Linked DNA regions of Homo sapiens: region 2 is linked to region 1. Evidence: chromatin loops called from intact Hi-C (ENCODE). Cell type or tissue: body of pancreas. All regions are shown on one strand. Links, peaks and the distances in the headings refer to the core of each region. The heading gives the core; the rest is flanking DNA. Region 1 overlaps LANCL2 (LanC like glutathione S-transferase 2). Region 2 overlaps VOPP1 (VOPP1 WW domain binding protein).

Evidence for each region. Peaks named below come from ENCODE experiments on the same cell type or tissue, not always from the same donor. Only the 100,000 strongest peaks of a DNase experiment are listed, where the experiment ranks them.
Region 2: it touches region 1 in a loop (3-fold over the local background); 5 of 110 quality-filtered maps call a loop at or near these places.

Annotation. Positions count from the first base shown.
Region 1 is chr7:55,428,197-55,430,896 of GRCh38, forward strand. LANCL2 (LanC like glutathione S-transferase 2) reads left to right here. Exons shown (of 9, transcript NM_018697.4): 8 at 179-251. Among named protein-coding and RNA genes, the nearest start is that of LANCL2, 64 kb to the left of the region's middle. RefSeq lists an enhancer at 1-296. In body of pancreas, for the core only: a CTCF peak has its summit at 1,733; a DNase peak (open chromatin) is centred at 1,825; H3K27ac peaks cover 335 bases.
Region 2 is chr7:55,481,103-55,489,160 of GRCh38, forward strand. The region is part of intron 4 of VOPP1 (VOPP1 WW domain binding protein); the gene reads right to left. Among named protein-coding and RNA genes, the nearest start is that of VOPP1, 87 kb to the right of the region's middle. RefSeq lists an enhancer at 7,247-7,747. In body of pancreas, for the core only: no CTCF peak of the experiment used is centred there; no DNase peak of the experiment used is centred there.

The DNA of each region.
Region 1 (2,700 bases), core at 201-2,700:
AGAGCCTTGCTGGGCCTCACCCCTGGAAGAGGGGGTGCAGTAGCCCATGGAGCCCACGCTGAATGCCCTACAGCTGGGGGTCCACTTCCCTGATGCCTGTGAAGACATTGCATTCTCATTTATTGCCTTTTCACCAGGTAGAAACTCCAGTCTTAAAAAGAAATCCCTTTCTTTTCAGTTTGCAGAGTGGTGTCTAGATTACGGAGCACACGGGTGCCGCATTCCTGACAGACCCTATTCGCTCTTTGAAGGTAAGAGTGAGAAAAATGCTATAGATTAAATGTTTGGGTGAAATTGGTTCTCCTGCCCTTGTGGACTGGCACTGTTCATATTTGACCTGGCTCAAGTAATACTTCCAAACTGTAAAATAATCAGCAGAGTAGCTTATTGCTGAAAATTATGTTGAATCTCTTCACCTTACCTATTGTTTTGTGCTCCTGTGAATGTCTTCCAAGTGTTCTTAGGTTTTTTGTGAGGTGTCTATGCAGACAGAACGTAGAAGGCTTGCTGTTAGCAATGGAAGAAATAGTTTACTCCTCTGCATTTCATCTGTAATGTTGCATATTTAATATTGGTGTATTCATGGGAAGCTTGAATAATTACTTAAATATATTTAATATCATATAAAGAAGTATGAATAATTAATATTAGCAATTAGAAATATTAGTAAGTAGAAAAAATAGCAAGAGTGAATATTGAAGAAAGTTCTGAAAAGAGGAGCACTGATAGGCAGGCAGTGAAAGCAACAAGGATTCCAGAGTCCACCACGGGCGCAGGGAAGGGAAGACAGGAGCACAAACAGAAGCCCCACAAACAGGCCCGGATATTCGTTAGATTTGTATGTGGGTATGGGCGTGCTTTCTGTTTGCTAACATTTTGGTAAAGGTTTTTGCATCTCTATTCATGAAGGATATTGGCCTACAGTTTTCCTGTCTTGTGCTGTCTTTCTCTGGTTTTGGTATCAGGGTCATACTGACCTAATAAACCATGTTGAGAAGTATCTTCTTCTCTTCTGTTTTCTGGGACAGACTGTGTTAATTGGTGGAAGAATTGGTATTAGTGTAACTTAAATGTTTGGTAGAATTCTCCAGTACAAACTTCTAGGTCTGGAGATTTATTTTTCTAGACTTTTAAAATAAATTCCGTTTTTAAAATAGTTATAGGGCTGTTCAAGTTATCTATTTCATATTGGGTGAGCTGTCATAGTTTGTAATTTTTGGGAAATTGGTTAATTACGTACATGTGGTGAAATGCAAATATGTAAGCTATTGGTATTCCTTATCATCCTCTGTCTGCATCGTCTGTAGTGGTATGTCCTGTTTTAGTTTTCATACTGGTAATATTTTTAAATCATATTTTAGAAATACGAGCAGAAAACAGAGCATGTGTCACATGTTTTGCAGAAGATGATCTTTTTTAATATTCAGAGAACTCATAAGGAAAAAGTACTTACTAGAATAAAAGTTGTAGTCCTCTATGTCATAAAAATGCAATGCATTTGCATCAGATATAACAGAGTTAATGCCTGAACTCTAAATGGAGTTTATCAACTTGATAATAGCACCTTCAGAGCCCCAGTGGGTCAAAAGCTTTGGATGTACAGCTCCCTAAAGGCGGGAAGTTAATAGGTCACCTCCTTCCCCTGTGCCTCGCCAGTGCCTGGCAGACAGAACTGTGGGGGACTCTCACCAAATTCCCGTCAGGGGACGGAGGGATTATTAAGCCGTGTGCCTAGCAATGCAGGCCATTGTGGCAAACTGGCCGGCTGGAGGAGCCACTGGGAGGGCTCACTGGCACCTGGCACCCCTTCTGGAGGAGCTCACTCCTGCTGGAGTGCACCGCCCAGTGGATCCGCTGCCCACACACCTGAGCAGGAAAGCCAGGCTCATCCCCGCAGGGCCTGCTGTAGGGCCTCCTAGGCTTGTTATGGGTCCCTGTTTACTTCTCATGGGCACTCCTAGGTCAGTGGTTTTCTAATTTTTTAAACAAGTTTCTGGAACCTTTCTTTAAACAAAAACTTACAGAGAAGGCTGGGAACACCCCAGATGACCGTCAGTAGGAAAAATGGGTAAACAATCTGCAGTGTACTGTTCAGCAGTAAGAAGGGGCCAACTATGAACAGGCACAGAACGTGAATGAATTGCAGGAACCCTGACGAAGGAGCCAGATACAAGGGCTGTACACTGTGGCCATGCTCATAAGAGTGCCAGAGCAGGCAGAACTAATCCATGGTGGACCAAGACCAGGCTGCTGGTTACCTCTGGGGGGACCACAGGGATGGGAGGGACTGGAGAGGGGCACTTGGAACTTCCTGGGGTGATGGAAATATTCCAGGTCTTAATCGGGTTTTGTTTGCACATGTATATGCATTTTACAAACCTCAGAGAAGTACATTTTGGATTTATGTGTTTTATTGTACGTGAATTTTACATCAAAAGAAAAACTGTAAACAAAAACCCTGTAAGGGAGGATTGTTCTGATTTGAGTGGGGACAGGAGACCTGGAGGCCTTGGTGGGCTACTAGCACCTTCTCCACCCCACACCCTTCCTAAGCTGCTGTGAGTCTAGTTGAAAACCCACTGCTCAATTACTGCAATGATTTGGGGTGGGGATTTTGACCAAATTGAGGTTTGTTAAAAATAACATTCTTCAAATATCAAGAAGATATAAAATGCAACTTTGAGCATATACAGGCTCTGA
Region 2 (8,058 bases), core at 2,603-5,102, 55 kb after region 1:
GCAGGTACTGGAGGAGCGTGCCGTGTACCTGGGCGTGTCCATGGAGAAAGAGACTTTTAGGCAGAGGAATGGCTGTCTGGAGGGTCTCAGGACAAGTCACAGGCCAGTGAGTGGCAGCAGGGGAGTGAGCCAGGAGGGGCCACAGGAGAGGCCAGAGCCCGCTGGGCAGCCAGGAGGGGTGCTGAGAGAAGAGAGGGCCTCCTTGGCCTCTCAAAGTGCTTCTGTGGCACAGTGGGCCCATGAGAGTGTTGGGAGCACAAGCCCTGGCTCCTGCTGTGACTCTGGCTGCCTTGCTGGAAGCAAGAGGCAGCAAGAGAACCACCAGGGAGGCTCTCATCAGAGTCTGAATAAAGGGTGGTAGCAGCCAGGGTGGTGTCGAGAGAAAAGGCCAACTGGCCTCAAGGCTCCTGGCTGGAGCCCTGGAAGAACAGAGGTGGGGCCTGGAAAGAGGGCGGAGGAAAGAACCAGCACTGCAGGGTCCTCCACTCCCACCTTTTTGACTCAATACATCATTTATGGGACTAGTCTTTTATTTCCAAGTGGGTGCAGAGCATGCATTTGTTCATTTACAGACATCTACAAACTGCAGGTGTCCTACTGGGAGTAGTAACTACTGCCCCTCAGTGAGTGCTGACTCTCCGGCCCTGTGCTCAGCAGGGGACACGAAGGAAGTACTCTTAGGATCCCAGCTTCAGGGGCTTGAGGCTCAGAGAACTGAGCAACTTTCCGAAAATCGCCACAGAAGCACGAAGTTTGAAACAAAGCCCCTAGTATCCGGAGGTATGCAGCTTCTACTTCTACAAACGTATTCGGACACCTTTGTAGTACAAAATCTAAGCGCTTCTTTCAAATGTTCCATTTATTTTTACATTTTGATCAGATTAATAGCAATGCATTGACACTCCTACAGTTTCCATCACTCTGTCATATTTTTACATTTTTGTTTTACATACTTTGAAAATTAAGACATGACTATTGTATCTTCACCTTTTATAAAAGGTGATTTTTATCAGTATTAAAAGGACTTCCTTTTCATATGCATATATTAGTAAATCTATGGAATATTTCTCAAAGAACACGCAAAAAAAAACTGATAAGCGGGAGGAAGGGAATTGGACTGCAGACTGTATATTTCTTCTTCCACTGTATAACGCTGTACATTTCCTCTTGAGGTACATACATTATCCATTACAAAAAAGAACCTCCTGCTACTGCCTTTTGGGGAAGAGAGGAAGAAGGGAGGTATTTTTTTTTTTTTTTTTTGAGACGGAGTCTCACTCTTTCCCTCAGGCTGGAGTGCAGTGGCGCTATCTAGGCTCACTGCAAGCTCTGCCTCCCGAGTAGCTGGGACTACAGGCACCCACCACCACACCTGGCTAATTTTTTTTTTTTTTTTTTTTTTGTATTTTTAGTAGAGATGGGGATTCACCGTGTTAGTCAGGGAGGTAGGGCGGTCTCGATCTCCTGACCTCATGATCCGCCTGCCTCAGCCTCCCAAAGTGCTGGGATTACAGGCGTGAGCCACCGCGTCCGGCCAAGAGGAGGAAGGGAGTTAAAAACATGTGGGTATTAGGCACCCAGCCTTCAGGCCGACCTGTTAGGGTTTACAGAGACCATACACTTGAAACACAGCTGAGATGCATGTGAACATTGCTTTAAGACATTGGGGCCCTAATGTCCCACAAGAAAAGGCACAGACAAACTTAGTGAGCAAGATTAAGTAGAAAATGAAACCCCCACACTAAGTTTTCACTTTTTCTTTCCTAGCTGTATAAATCAGAAGCTGAGTGAAGACAACGGTTTTGCTTGCTGCTGCTGATTTTTTAAAAACAAAAGCAAAAATAACTGTGTTAATAAAGAGAATTCCAGTGCATTACACAGAGCAGATCCTCAAGCATCTGCCAGAAATTAGAGTAAAAGCAGTCATGTTATTCCAAGAGACGAGCACTAACTTTCACTCCGGCTCTGCAGAGTTCACAGGTGCTCACGCTATTCTTAATGCTGAACTTGTATGACTGTGGCCAGCACAGCCCATCCTTCAATGCTTGTGTCTTCATCAAACCTGTAGCGCTTCTCAGTGCAGGGGGCATCCTGCATCACCTATTTCATCATTCACCTTGCTGAAATACAGACCCTGACTCAGCGGCTCTGGGTGGCGCTGGGGTGAGGGAGAGCCTGCATTTCTAACAGGCTCCAGGGACCATGCATGTCTTCAGGCTGTAATTTGACCAGCAGGTGCGAGGCAGTTGATAAGTGTCTATGGATCCTGATAACATGTTATGATTATCATCCCTCATTACAGAGGGGGAATCTGAGTCATGAAGGGTAGGTCCTTCCCTTCACTCAACCCTTCAGTAAGTTCCATGAACTCTGGGCCCAGGAAGGACCCCATCCCTGCTCTGTCCTCACCATCCCAATGCCCCACCCTGGCCAAATAGGGCAGTGCCTCTTACAGCTCTCTCTCGGGTTCCTTTGCTTAGGTTTATGATTCTCTCCAAAAGCTCTCCTATGTGGCTCTCAAGTCACCTTTGACCCCGCCCCTTCTTTGCTAATCCCTCCTGGTGAATTCTGTTACTTTCCCATGTCATGCTCTTTAGCCTCTCTCATTAAAGCAGAATATACTTGGATGTTGATTTTAACACAACATGTTGGTCCTTTTTTCTTTTTTCTTTTTTTTGAGATGGAATTTCGCTCTTGTTGCCTTGGAGGGCAACAGTGCGATCAGATCATTGCAACCTCCGCCTCCTGGGTTCAAGCAATTCTCCTGTCTCAGCCTCCCGAGTAGCTGGGATTACAGGCACATGCCACCATGCCTGGCTAATTTTTGTATTTTTAGTAGAGACAGGGTTTCATCATATCGGTCAGGCTGGTCTCAAACTCCTGACCTCAGGTGATCCACCTGCCTCAGCCTCCCCAAAGTGCTGGGATTACCGGCGAGAGCCACCGCACCCAGCCATCTTTTTCTTCTTACAGAGGAGTGTTAACACATTCCTCTTCACTGCCATAATATAGACTGTGGATGATCTTCCTCTGCCATGTTTTGTTTTTGTTTCCTTGCTGTTTCTTATCTAGTCTGTTTCCCTGACCTCCCCCAACTTTTTAACTTTTATTACTATCTTTGAAAGTGGTTTAGAATGTGGACATGTTGCTTTAGATTTCAAGAGGAGCTACTGTAGAGACATCCCAGGAACTGTCAAACACATCAGACTTGACTTTGTGGAGATTCATCCTCGTGAGCCTCCTTCCACCCCCTTGCCAGTCTTTCTTCACTGAACCTAGAGAAGCACAGGTGCTTTCCTTTATGATCTCATCACGCACTTCTCCAACCTACAGTCGCTGGGGGGTGGGGGTGAGCAGCAGTGCAGGCTGGAGCTGCTGAGGACAGCACCATGTCCTCAGTGGAGTGGTCTCTGTGCCAGCCAGCTGGGTGTGGAGTAAGGAGATTATTCGCACGGGGTGAGCTTGGGATGGGTGCCCTTGAGAATCCCATCCAGCCTTGAGATTCTTTTGACATTTTTTCTTTGAAGTAATATAATGAACATGTAGCAAAGCTAATTAACAAAAAAGAGAGAGAAAAGGCATCCCAGAAATAGAATGGAGAGAGAAATAACTACAAAGACAATGGTTACTGTAAAAGACGTTTAGAATACTGTGAACAAGTATGCGTTCATACTCCCTCAGAGTCTCCCAAAGCAACCCACCCTACTGACACACCGACTTCTGGCCTCTAGAACTGGGGGAAGACACGTTCTTGCTGTTTTAAGCCACCAGTCTGTGTAGTACTTTGTGAGGGCAGCCCCGGGACATGAATCCAGTACGCACCTTCTCCTGCTGTCAACAGCACAAGCCCACGTCAGCCCACAGCATGCAAGACAGTCTCAGCACAACAAAACCAGCACTGCTCCCAGAAACATAATTACTGGAAACATTTTAAAACTGTGCAGGGCTTCTTTTTGTTTGTTTTTTTAGGATTAGCCCTGGGATTCTGTGACCCTGTAATTTTTTTCTCCCCTTTTTGCCTAAGTTAGATCAAAGGTAATTAATAACAAATCCCCATGGCCACATGCCCAATTAAGCTCCTGGCTTTGTTTTCAGTAATCATCATCACGTGCGCAGGTCTCACCTAAGCAGCCAGCCCACCTCCCCACCCACCAGCTTCTCCTCCACAGGGAACCAAGGCTGAAAATACTGATACTCAACAAACAGCAGACACAAAAACACCATTTCACATCCTTCAAAAGTATTTTCCCAAGTCATTAGAAGTCTTCTAAAAAGAAGAGAAAACATGACACAGAACTGAAAGTCGATTTAAGGTTGAGAAGGTAAAAGGCAGATAGAATGGAAATGCATGTCATATTTTTGCTGAATTTCCACAGGCAATCTGAATGTGTATGATAAAAGGGACTTCCAAATTCAGCCTTTCACTTTGGGTGGTGCAGCACCCACGTTTTTCTATGAGAGGAGGTCGGAAGTCACTGTCGCCCTGTCCTCATCCCAGAGCTGCAGGCCGGGGACAGCTGCCTCATAACCCCGGCTGTCCTGTGGCTGCACTGTGACGCCACACAGGGCCCACACAGGGCGCCCGCACACGGGACGTGCACACAGTACATTCACAGAGCACTTAGTGACAGACGGCAGGTTGGACGTGTTAGGCACAGGGACCTCACGTGGGGCTGCAGACCTCATTGCAACAAGGGACCTCCAGTCTTGTTTGGCCCACATTTTCCCTCATCCGCCCCTCGGAAGGGCCGGACGCAGCCATTTCAAATATTAATACATTTAGGGAGAAAAGTGCAATGGTAGACTCGGGAGACAAGGGATCTGAAGGAGGCTCTGCTTCCCACGGGGAGAGGAATGCAGCCAGCGAGGCGGGCGGGGGACCTGTCAGACCCAGAGCTTGCGTGAGCAAATGTGAGGGAGACCCTTGGTACGTGCAGTGTGTCCCTCCAGATGCAGGCACCCATGAGTGGACCACGACGGGCCAGAGGCTCCGGCTCCACCTCAGCCCCATCACTGGCGAAGCAGAGGACAGTGGGCAAGGGACTTAAATCTGCTGTAAGTTTCTGTTCCCACTGATCAAAGATCATAGATGTGCAAGCTTTGTTGTGAGTAATGTAACAACAGGAATTGCCTACCAACAGGGCAGGCTGTAAAAAATTCTTCTTGAAATACAGTCTGTGCAAAGTGTGTTATCTGTCATAATTTATAGTGGCTAAGGACATTAAATGCTTTCACATGGATAAAAAAACAGCTGCTGCTTTTGTATGGCAGAACATTCTAGATGTATCCACTTTATGCAAACTGGGCTGTGCAAACCATAATAGCAAGGCAGAGGTCACAGGGAGGGGAGGGGCAGCACGGGGGCTGGAAAGAGAAGTGCCGCGTAAGAATAACGGAGACAGAGACAGAATGTCAGATGCACAGAGCTGGAGGACTTTGTGGAAACACATTCCTGCTGGTGAGGAGGCCCGCCATATTGGGAGGCCATCTCAATTCCTGGGCGTCACCAAGTAAGACAGTTCCCACACCCACACCCCCTCACCCTGACCCTGATCAACCAGTTTCCTTCTGCCATCAGGGATGAACAGGTAAGGAATATTCTGGTAGCCATGAGAATGTATGAATAGATTGGCATTGGTGATTTGTAAACAAAAAAGTATTTCCAGTTAATTTCTTTCAGCAAAACCATAAACTCAAAAATCTCTATCCTGAAGGCAGCTGCCCAGGGCAGCACAGGGCAGGCAATGAGTGTGAGACCCCACAATGCAACAGACCCTTACAAACCCCCCAAGGCCACACACCCTGGGTCCATCTGCCCTGCTGTTTCTTCAGGAAAAAACCCAGAATGGAAATGCTGGAGCCCCAGGGGCTGGAGACCGGGGAGAGGTGGCCTGTAAGGCTGTCCCATCACCATCCCCGCACGTCAGAAGCACCGTCACGTTGGAAAAGAATGACGCTTATTCCACCAGTTCTGAAGCCAGATGTCCTCACAACCGAAGCAGCCCTGTTTGTGCTTGGGCTATGACTTGAGGGTAATTAAACTGTCAAAACACCCTCCCTACTATTTCCATTTTCTTGCAGTTGGTGTCATTTAGTCACTGCAGGCTGACAGACTTATTACAGGATTGAGACATGAGAATGAACAGTCAGAAACCTATAAATGAACTCACCACAAATGGCTGCTGGAAAGGAAGAAAACTATCTGTCGATGGGAAAACTCCATCCACTTCAGTCACATTAAAGGAAATCATTTTTAAAGAAAACTTGAATCACATTAACACCACAGATTTCACTGACTGTCCTCCGCAATCTCTCTCTATGTATCTGTGGAATTCCATAGTTGAACTCATGACCATTTTTTAGAGGCAGGGTCAAGCTATGTTGCCCAGGCTGGAGGACAGTGGCTATTCACAGGCTTAATCACAGTACACTACAGTCTTGAGCTCTTGGCCTCAAACCATCCTCTCACTTCAGCATTCTGACTGGCTGGGACTACAGGTGTATGTCACTGGGCCTGGCTAGCCTCATGACCATTTCACAAAAAACACTATCCAATGCTCTCTTCCCTAACTGCACCTTGATGGTCTTGCCGTACCAGCAAATTGTCTTGATCTTGACTATGAACTTTAATGGCCACATAATATTCCACAAAGAAGATGGACCATAATTCAATCATCGTTTTCTTTGGAGCTCCCTTAACCACCCCCTTGCCACATTCAATCACAGGGGCACCACACTCAGCTGAGGCCACCTCCTGCCAGCCAGCCAGCCAGCCCTTCCTTCCCCCAGGCCTACAGTGCTGCCTCAGCCTAGGCTTTTACATTTTCTCCACCGTTCTACAGTTCCTAAAGAGCAGGGAGGATTCTCACCCACACCCTCCACCTGTGTGAACACAGTGGCTGGAGCTAGTTAGCTCATGTTTTCAGAGTGAGTGAATAAATGAATGAAGACAATTTTTTCCTCTCTACCCAGGAAAACATATTGGTGGGACCCTGCCAGCATCCTGATGGGGAAGGATTTGGGGTTGGGCATTTAGGGAGCTCTTTCTGCTGCTGCTGCATCTTGGCTGACACTATATGCATAGATTACACAGAATGAGGAGTGCTTTTCTGCACACCGTTTCATTTTGCAGTTAAGGTGCTGAGGTTTAGAAGGGACCGTGGCCTACCCTGGGTCTCACAGACCTCAGGCCTCTTAACTCCCTGACCAGGGCCTCTTCCTCAAACCACAGCTACTCCACACTCCTCCCACTTTCCAGCCTCTGCACAACCCGGCCAGGCCCTGAGCCCTTCGGCCAGCAGCTGCAGCCTTTGGGTCCTGGTTCCTGGGCTGGCCTGGAGCCCCACCTCTGAACCTCAGCCTCCTGCTGACTTTGCCAGCCCCTTTCCACCACGTTCAGAGTTCTGCCCCAACCCACACCAACCCCCAGGACCACAATGCTGCCAATTTCCTCCCCTCCCCGACCAGAAGCCTCTTTGCAATGCACAGATTCTCTGCTTTCCCATGCTCATCAGTGATGCTGGTCCCAGCAGGAGCGCCATGCGAGCCCCCCTACACCCCAGAATATGAGCCACTGCCCCCCCTGCCCCAGTGGGTGAGTCTGGGTCCTCTAAATCCCTCTGCTTTTTCATCTTCATTAACAGGCATCCCACGCCTGAACCCACTTCCCCTCTCAGACCAGCAGAGGAAAAATGGGGCTCTGCTGAAAATTCACTAACACCCACCCTGCTTTGTGCAGATGCCTGCACACCTTGGCACTGCCCGGACAGCCTCAGGCATGACATTTACCCTGTGGACCACATGGGACATTGGGATTCCTCGGCTCCTCTCTCTCCCTGGACTGCCAAACTCTGTGTGGCCCTCCTCTCAGTCCCCACGCCCCCAGGGCCCATGCCACAGATAGTCTGGGATCTGAGCAGACAGCTGCAGCAGGGTGAAGCCACCCTCAGGGGAGGCAGGTGTCCAGACCAACAGCAGACAGGACCCTGCAGACCCCATTCTTTTGTTCACTATTACTCTGTCTAGGAAACAGCTGAATTCTTCCCAAGCTCAGCACTG